2 separate regions of the Homo sapiens genome follow, and region 1 is linked to region 2. Evidence: read pairs that join two places in POLR2A ChIA-PET (ENCODE). Cell type or tissue: PC-9. All regions are shown on one strand. Each heading gives the region's core, and the rest is flanking DNA. Links, peaks and the distances in the headings are about the cores only. Region 1 has its middle 6.3 kb from the start of SNX29-AS3. Region 2 overlaps SNX29 (sorting nexin 29).

Region 1 (4,397 bases), core at 301-4,300, 430 kb before region 2:
TCGCCTCAAGTGATCCACCCGCCTCTCAAAGTGCTGGGATTACAGGCATGAGACAGCACCTAGCCAGAAGAATTTGACCCAGGGGGCATATGGTGGAAGGAAAGCCCAAGGCAAGTTTTAGAGCAGGAATGAAAGGAAGGTAAAGTATACTTGGAAGGAGGCCAAGTGGGTGACTTGAGAGATGATGGGCACTGGCTGATCTTTGACATGGGTTTGTATGTTGGCATGCTTCTGGGGTCTTGGGTCCCTTTCCTGATTTTTTTTTTCCCTTGGGGTGGGCTGTCCACATGTGCAGGGCCTGTCAGCACTTAGGAGTGGAGCATGCCCAGTGTGCTTACTGAAGCTGTGCACAAGCCCACTTGAGGTGTTCTTCTCTTACCAGTCGAGTGTTTAAAACTCTGCTATTTTGCCTCTCTGCATGTTTGAGCCCACTTGCCCAGCTCCTGAGATCTTACTGGTAAGCTGTTGATGACCAGTTTAGGGTGTCTTTTTTTTTTTTTTTTTTTTTTTTTTTTTTTTTTTCTTGAGACGAATTCTTGCTCTGTTTCCCAGGCTGGAGTGCAGTGGCACAATCTCAGCTCACCTCAACCTCTGCCTCCTGGGTTCAAGCGAGTCTCCTGCCTCAGCTTCCCGAGTAGTTGGGACTACAGGAGTTCATCACCATGCCTGGCTAATTTTTGTATTTATAGCAGAGACGGGGTTTCACTATGTTGGCCAAGCTGGTCTCAAACCCTTGATCTCATGATCCACCCACCTCGGCCTCCCAAACTGGGATTACAGGCATGAGCAACTGTGCTCGCCCTCAGGTGTGTCTATCTGTTGTAAGCCTGCCTTTCCCTGGCACTGGCTGAGACCAATTATTTCAGACCATTAACAACTGCCAGAACATGACCTGGTAGTGCCCTGGCATTCCTGGTGGTGGTGGGGGGATGGGGGCTGCTGCTTCCCTGCTCATGTCTGACTAGCTACCCACTGTACCATGACCACCTACCATGATTCTAGGACTCAGTCTCCTTCCCCCTTCCCTGGGGCAGATCTTGTTCAGTTTCATGTGCACTTTCCCAGGCCTTTCCTATGCGTTAACATCTATGCTTTCAGCAACTGTTAGGTATAAACTGTATCATGTACATATCATTCAGCAACTTGGTTTTTTCGCTGCTTGCAGCTCAGCTGTATCAGTATACTCGGAGAAATTTTCTAACTGCTTGGTTTATTATGGTCCAAATATATAAAAGTTTACACAACCATCCTATCAATTGGACGCGATCTGGGTGGTTTCCTGTTGTTTTTCTTTACTACACACAGCTCAGGCCCCTGGCCAGGCCATCTTGATGTTTGGGTAAATGCTTTTCAAGCGGAGATACTGATGGTGGCTCCATCTTGGGGCATGCACATATTTCTTTGTCAAAATTTTCTCCAAAACGGTTATAGGAATTGGACCACAAGTGAGGTGTGAGAACACCTGATCATATTTAAGCTTTTGGTGATTTAATAGCTAGAAATACTTCATTAACCTATAGCCCCCTGATTGCTGATGAGGTGAACATCTTTTCATATGGTCAGTGAGTGCATTTTCTGTGAATTGCTTATTTATATCCACTTTTTGATTAGTATCTCATTTTCTTGGGAAATGGGGAGGCCTTGGGGAGAGAAGCCTATTTTCTTGACCAGTTTCAGCCAATGTAAAAAACAAAAGGGGTGTTCTCTAAAGCACATACATTGTAGATTGGCAGTCAGCAAACTCTGGCAACAGGAAACCGGTTGTGTGGAGGACAGTTTTTCCACAGATGGGGTTGGTGGGAGGGGAGGACAGTTTGGGAGATGGTTCAGGCACCTTACATTTCTCGTGTACTTTAAAATTATGACATAATAATGAAACTACACAACTCACCATAATGTAGAATCAGTGGGAGCCCTGACCTTGTTTTCCTGAAACTAGACGGCCCCATCTGGAGGTGGGAGGTGGGAGACAGTGACAGATCATTTGGCATTAGTTACCTTGTCAGAAGGAGCACGCAATCTAGATCCCTCACACGCGCAGTTCACAATAGGGGTTCATTCTCCTGTGAGAATCTAATGCTGCCACTGATGGACAGGCAGAGCTCAGGTGGTGATGTGACCAATGGGAAGAAGCTGTAAATACAGACGCTTTGTTCGCCAGCTGCTTACCTTCTGCTGTGTCACCTGCTCCTAATGGGCCACGAACGTTTCTTGGTCTGTGGCCTGGGGTTTGGGGACCCTTGTCATTAACAATTTGCTGTAAGTTACAAATACCTTCTGGAATGTTGGTGTTACTTTGTTCATATTTTTGTCATGCAGAACCTCAACACTTCACTGTGGTCATCAGTCATTTCTTCTATAGTTTTTGAAAAACTTATTTGTAAGTCTAATAGTGCAAGGTCTATAAATTGTATTTCATTATTCAAATAGTTCGAGGATTTGCTAAAGTTCACTTTTGTGTGTGACAAGTGTTCCAATGTACTGTTTTTCTGGATGCACAGGCAGTTGTTTTAAGACTGAGTCTTGCTCTGCTCATGTGAAAATACCCGCTTTAACCTCTGTCAAACCTTTGTCTCTACTTGGGTGTTGATTCTTTGGTTTATGTATTCCTGCCCTGGTTTCATAGAGCTTTGTAATATGATTCTTGTTTGTAGTGGTCAAAGTTTCCCTTTATTTTTCCCTTCCCAAAACTGCCCTAGCTCTTCTGCGTTTCAGAATAAGTTGGTCAAATTCTACAAAGAATTGACATACGGAACAAGGGTTGTGATGCATTACGTTCATAAAATTTGGGAAGAATTGACTGACAGTCTTTGAGGGTGATACAAGTCTGTCATTTAGTGAAAATTTAGTTTTATATAGATCGTTTAAAATAAGATTTAGCTTTGCGGCTATTGTTTCTAAAAAGCTTTGTGTTGTATATTTGACTTGTTCGTTTTTACGTTGATACAGTATGGGACTACCCTGCTCAAAGTAAATGTCAGTTTCCTGACCATTTTCTAGCTTGGAGAATAATGTGTAAACAACTGCAATTTTGTATCGCCCTGCTACTTAAAATTCTTATTACATAAGCTACAACCTCAAGTGCAATTTTGAAAAGTAGCAATGGGAGGGGTGCAGGGGCTCAGACCTGTAATCCTAGCACTTTGGGAGAGAAGATGGCTTGAGCCCAGGAGTTCAAGACCAGCCTTGTAGTCCCAGCTACTCAGGACGCTGAGGTGTAGAGGAGGATCTTTCAAGCCTGGGGAGGTCAACGTAGGAGGATCCCTTGAGTTGAGGGAGGTTGAGGGTGCAGTGAGCCATGATCGTGCCACTGTACTCCAGCCTGGCTAACAGAGGAGACCCTGTCTTTCCCCTATCCCCACCACCCAAAAACGATAGCATGAGTCTCTTGTTCTTTATACTTGGGGACATCTTAAGGCTATTAATACAGTTGCTATTGACCGGAGGTTAATTCTTAGAGCAGGGTGATATTAGTATATCTATTCAAGCTTTATGTCACATTTTAATATAGAGGGCTGAGTTAGTGTCACTTTTTCTTCTTTCTTGTATGATGTCTTGTTTAAACATGAGACCAGTAGCTTCGTGTGGCATAAAATTGTTAGGTCATGGCTCAATCCTTTAAACTTTGTTCTATTCTGGATTTTTTTAAAAAAAACTGCGGCCTATTGTGGTTAACATTTTATTATCCTGGATATATGCAGGATTATATAAGAACTTTGCCAAGCTAGAGATCTCCTTTCACCTGTTCTGTTGATGCTTTCTGATCCATGAAATGAGTATTTTCAGCTCCAAGTTACTTCAGCTATATCCTTGTTAATTGTTTCAATTACTAGGGAAAGGATTGGTTTCGTCATTCTTTTTTGTCCTCCGTATTATTAGTTTTCTGGTTCTTCTCCTTTAATGTTTTTCTGGTCTTTGGCCCTTCTGCTTTATGGGAGAAAAGGATTTTCTGAAGTCATTTGGTATCTCCAATGCTGAGTTACCCCCCCACCCCCCAACTTTTTTTTTTTTTTTAAACACACGGTCTCACCCTATGCTTTAGGCTGGAGTGTAGTGGTAAGATCATAGCCTCGATCTCCTGGGCTCGAGTGATCCTCCACAAGTATCTGGGGACTACTAGTGCATGCCACCACTCCTGGCTAATTTTTAAACTTTCGTAGAGACAAGGTCTTGCTATCTTGTCGGGGATGGTCTCAAACTCCTCAACTGGAGCAATCCTCGTGCCTTGGCCTCCGAAATTGCTGGGATTATAGGCATGAGCCACCAGGCCTGGTCTGACTCGTTCAATGTAGTTAAATCTTCTGTAACAAGGTTCTCTTATACTTTGGGGGATGGCCCCATTTAGGCAAAAATAAGATTTCTTACTATTTTCCAGTGATAAGTACTTGTTAGAACTA
Region 2 (4,397 bases), core at 310-4,309:
CAGGCCCCTGGTGAACAGCTACACATTTTGCAAGTGTCTCCTCAAAGGCCCTCTTCTCTCTGAAGTCCTTCCTGCCAACCCTGCCTCCACCACATGGGGCTTGTGACAGCTCCCTCCTCTGCCCCCAGCGTATTCTAGACAAGCTTCTCTCTTAACAAGTCTCATACTTTAATACCCCTGGCCTGTGCTCATCTTCCCCTATCTAGAGTATGAGATCCTTGAAGACAGTGGCCATGTCTTATTTTTCTCTGTACCATGAAATATTGCCCTCATCCATAAGGAAATGGAGTCTCGGTGTGGTCAGTGACCGGCCAAGGTCAATCAGGAGTGGAAGTGGAACTGACATCAGGGCAACTCCAAAGCCTCTACCCTCCAGCACTAGGCCAGGGTCCTTCCAGATGTGGTCAGAGGATGGAGGATCTCTATAATGAAGAGAGCAGAGGAGCTTCTCCAGAAAGCAAATCTCCCCATAACCCTGACTTTCTATTCCCAAGCAATTCAGCCCAAAGCTATCAGAGATTAGTTAACTTACAAGGGGATGGATCAATAACTGAATATATTACTGATAACTGGAGCCAGGTATCTTGTTATTGGAGAAGAGAATAACAAATACGTCAAGAAAGTGAGAAGTCAATGGTGATGTTGGACTGGGATTAAAGACATCAATGTGAACTTACAGGCCCACTTTAAAAGGACACAGAAGCCAGCTCATAAAAGTTCCCACTGATAAATGGGATGGATGGGACGGATTCAGCTTATAATCCATTATTATCACTGTTTTGATGCTCGGACGCTCTGAGACGATCCGGGCATCAAAACAGTGATAGTAATGCATTATAAGCTGAATAAAATAGAAACTGAACAATCCAAAATTAATTAATGGAAAATTTAATGCATAATAGGGTATTTCGAGCTCAAAAACCTCCCTACAAAATATGTATTAATTGTAAAGGGGAAACTCCACAGTGAAGGAGCATAACAGACATCATTTTAATCAGAGGATCAAAGTTAACATCAGGAATGGAACAAATTGAAGCCATGCACCACCTGCCAGGATGCACTAAAAAGATGCATCGCCTCTGCAACATTCCTACGAAGATGCATAAACCGAATCTAATCAAAAGGAAACATCAAGCAAACCAAAGGCACGGACATTCTGCACAATAAACTGGCCTATCATCTTCAAAAACGTCAAGGTCATGAAAGTCAAGAAAAGAGACAACTGTTCTAGCCCGAACAGACATGAAAATCACATGCCATGTGTCATTCCGGACTCAACCATTTTGCAAGAAAAGACATTGCTGGGACTACTGGTTAAAGTTGAGCATAATGTGAAGATTAGACAGCAGAAATGTGTCAATGTTAATTTTCTAATTCTGATTGTTATATTGTTATTACAAAGGAGAATGTTTTGCTTGTAGGAAACACATTAACAGACTCAGGGGTGAAAAATTAAAAAGTAAAAAGCAGATTCCCAGGCCCTCTCTGTAATCACCCTCTTGGGGTGAAGCCTGGAATCTGTATTTTGGCAAGCCTCCAGGACACTTCTGGGCCACTCTGGCACCTGGGAGCCACTCCCTGCCATGTGCCCTCCTGCCATATCACAATCATAACGATTATTGCTCATAACCCTGTTCAGAAAACAGTGGTACCTCCCACGTACAAGAAGTCTGGGTAACTTTTCCTTTCCTTCCAGTTTTCTCTAATAAGACAGGGCAAGGGCTGCTGCCAGGGGACTCAAATTCCAGGATGTCTGCATTCCTCCTTGGCTGTTCTCTGGATTAAGCTGTGTGGCATCTCATTTCTGCCAGCTGGAGGGGGTGGAAAATGGAGCTGTAAAAAGCTTGTTTGATTTTTAGTGCTCTCTCCCCCGTAACCATCCTTGCACTATTTATTTTATAAAGCCCATCTCATTAGCCACCTGGTAAATCCCACTCAGAATGGCACACTGGCCCCTGTATTGCATATCCAGAGCCAGAGAAACAGCCCAAACAACTCGTCACTCAAGAAGGTAATTAATTACAGATGACACACACCCAAAATATCCTGGGTGCAATGGGAAAATCACAGGGTTCCAAACTTAACAGCCGGAATCATACTTGTCAGTCCCTCACTCAAAACTTACATAAGCTACTCCTCTGGCACCAAGAAGGCAGCTCATTTCAGCACTTTGTGCCATTAAAAAGTGTTTGCTTTCAGGTCAGACAGCCCTGACGGGAATGCTTGCTCTACCTCTGTATGACCTTGGGCAAGTTGCTTAACCTCTCTGAGCCCCAGTTTAGCATTTATAAAATGGGATGATGAAAGTATCTACCTTCAGAAACTACAGACAGAATTAAAATAAGTATGTGTGTGTATAAATAAAGTGTCTGGCATATGGTAATTATTAAATAAATGTTAGCGGTTAGTAATTCATTGTCATCATCATTATTACTCATAAATTGCAAACCAGGGCTCCAGTGTCATCATATTCCAAATCAAGGAGGACTATTTTCTCCTAGGGAGTGAGGACTAGGGAAACACTTGGAATAATGCTCAAATTATCACCTGGACATATTTCAAGGTCAGGCATCAAACGACTGAGTCCTCTTCCCCAGCTCATCCCCTAGCTAACTCCTAGGGCATGGTGGATTCAACCTCACCACTTCAGAAAATGATTATCCGATTTCCCTCAGCTGCATCAGGTCCCTCGAGGGATGCAGGATTTCCCTAAATAATGGGAAGGTGAGGGAGCCTCTCATGGACTCAACTGGGCTTCCATGGAAGCCAGTGTGGAATACCCTAATGTACCAATGTGACAACTCACCTTTTGGAGGAGTGAATGCCAACAGTACCACTGCATGAAGAGGTACATAAACACAAGTCTGGCAACCCAAATAAACACCTTCAAAAAAAGGGGGTTGGGGGGAGAACAGGCAAGAGAAACTACTATGAAATAGAAAATTGTTTCCCGACAGGCCCCAAGAAGACTACAGAGCAGCAGATGGAGAGAACACAACTGGGAGCCTATCCTGGATTTTTTTTTTTTTTTTAAACAGAGTCTCACTCTGTCACCCAGGCTGGAGTGCAGTGGCATGATCTCGGCTCACAGCAACCTCCGCCTCCTGGGTTCAAGCAATTCTCCTGCCTCAGCCTCCCAAGTAGCTGGGATTACAGGCGTGCACACCCGGCTAATTTTGTACTTTTAGTAGAGACAGGGTTTTGCCCCGCTGGCCAGACTGAAACTCCTGGCCTCACACGATCTACCCGCCTTGGCCTCCCAAAGTGCTGGGATTCCAGGAGTGGGCCACCGCGCCCAGCTCTATAACATATCTTTCAGAGTCCCAGGCATAGAGGGGCAGTGCAGGTAACAGAAGAATGAAGCATGCCCAGGGGACATGCACAGGGGCATCTTGTGAATGGTGGAGGCCACAGCAAAGTAGAGAATGTGTGCCCATTGTCCAGGACTCAAAACCAGGCAGACAGGAATATGGCCCTGTGTGGCCAGATCTTCCAACTCTTCAAGAGCAGGTGGAAGTCCGGATTCCTCCGGGACCCATCAGGTCTTTAACCAGTGATTGACTCATTTTTCAAACATCTCAAGTGCCAAACAAAACACAGCTGTGAGCCACAGTCAGCCCCGGCCACTGAGTGCTACATCTCTCTTGACTTTGACCTCTTGGCATTGAGTTTTGCCATCTGTGAGACCAGAAGTCTACTTGCTATAGTGTCTCTTTATTAGGCCAAAAGGAGATGGATTAAAAGCCTTGAGTTCCTGTCAAAAACACATAACCTGAACCTAATCATGAGGAAACAGCTGACAAACCCAAATTGAGGGATGTTCTATCAAGCAACTGGCCAGAAGAGGGACCCAGAAAAAAAAGTCAAGGTCATGAAAGACAAAGAAGCTGTGGAGGTGTTCCCCAGATTAAAGAGACAGGACCCTTCAGTGCAATGCCTGATCCTGGACTGGATCCCAACTCAGTCAGAGAGATTAGCCATGAAAGGTTAAATTGGCCCCATTGGTGAAATATGAATATAGCCTAAATATCACGTCATAATACTGCACCAGTGTTACATTTCCTGCATTTTATCATCACACTGCGGTCGTGTAAGGAAGTATCCTTGTTCTTAGAAAATTATCTGCTTGAGTATTTAGGGGCAAATGGTCATGATGTTTGCAACTAATTCTTAAATAGATCAGGAAAAAAGTTTGTATGGATACACAGAGATATAGATACAGATAAATCTGTCTCCAATAGAGCAAAATATTAACTAGTCGCTCTGCAGGAAGAGCACATGGGAGTTCTTTTTTTGTCCCTGCAATTCTTGAGCAAATCTCAGATTACTTCAAAATAAAGATTTTTTAAAAAAAGAAGTTCCTTTAGAAACTGAAAAGCTCCCAACAACAAATATAT

Evidence for each region. Peaks named below come from ENCODE experiments on the same cell type or tissue, not always from the same donor. Only the 100,000 strongest peaks of a DNase experiment are listed, where the experiment ranks them.
Region 1: POLR2A ChIA-PET joins it to region 2 with 6 read pairs; 1 of 35 experiments calls an interaction of 5 or more read pairs at or near these places.

What each region holds. Positions count from the first base shown.
Region 1 is chr16:12,615,237-12,619,633 of GRCh38, reverse strand. No RefSeq gene overlaps it. Among named protein-coding and RNA genes, the nearest start is that of SNX29-AS3, 6.3 kb to the right of the region's middle. In PC-9, for the core only: no CTCF peak of the experiment used is centred there; no DNase peak of the experiment used is centred there; H3K27ac peaks cover 2,175 bases.
Region 2 is chr16:12,186,182-12,190,578 of GRCh38, reverse strand. All of the region lies in intron 13 of SNX29 (sorting nexin 29), which reads right to left. Among named protein-coding and RNA genes, the nearest start is that of SNX29-AS2, 180 kb to the left of the region's middle. In PC-9, for the core only: no CTCF peak of the experiment used is centred there; DNase peaks (open chromatin) are centred at 1,678, 2,088 and 3,558; H3K27ac peaks cover 2,073 bases.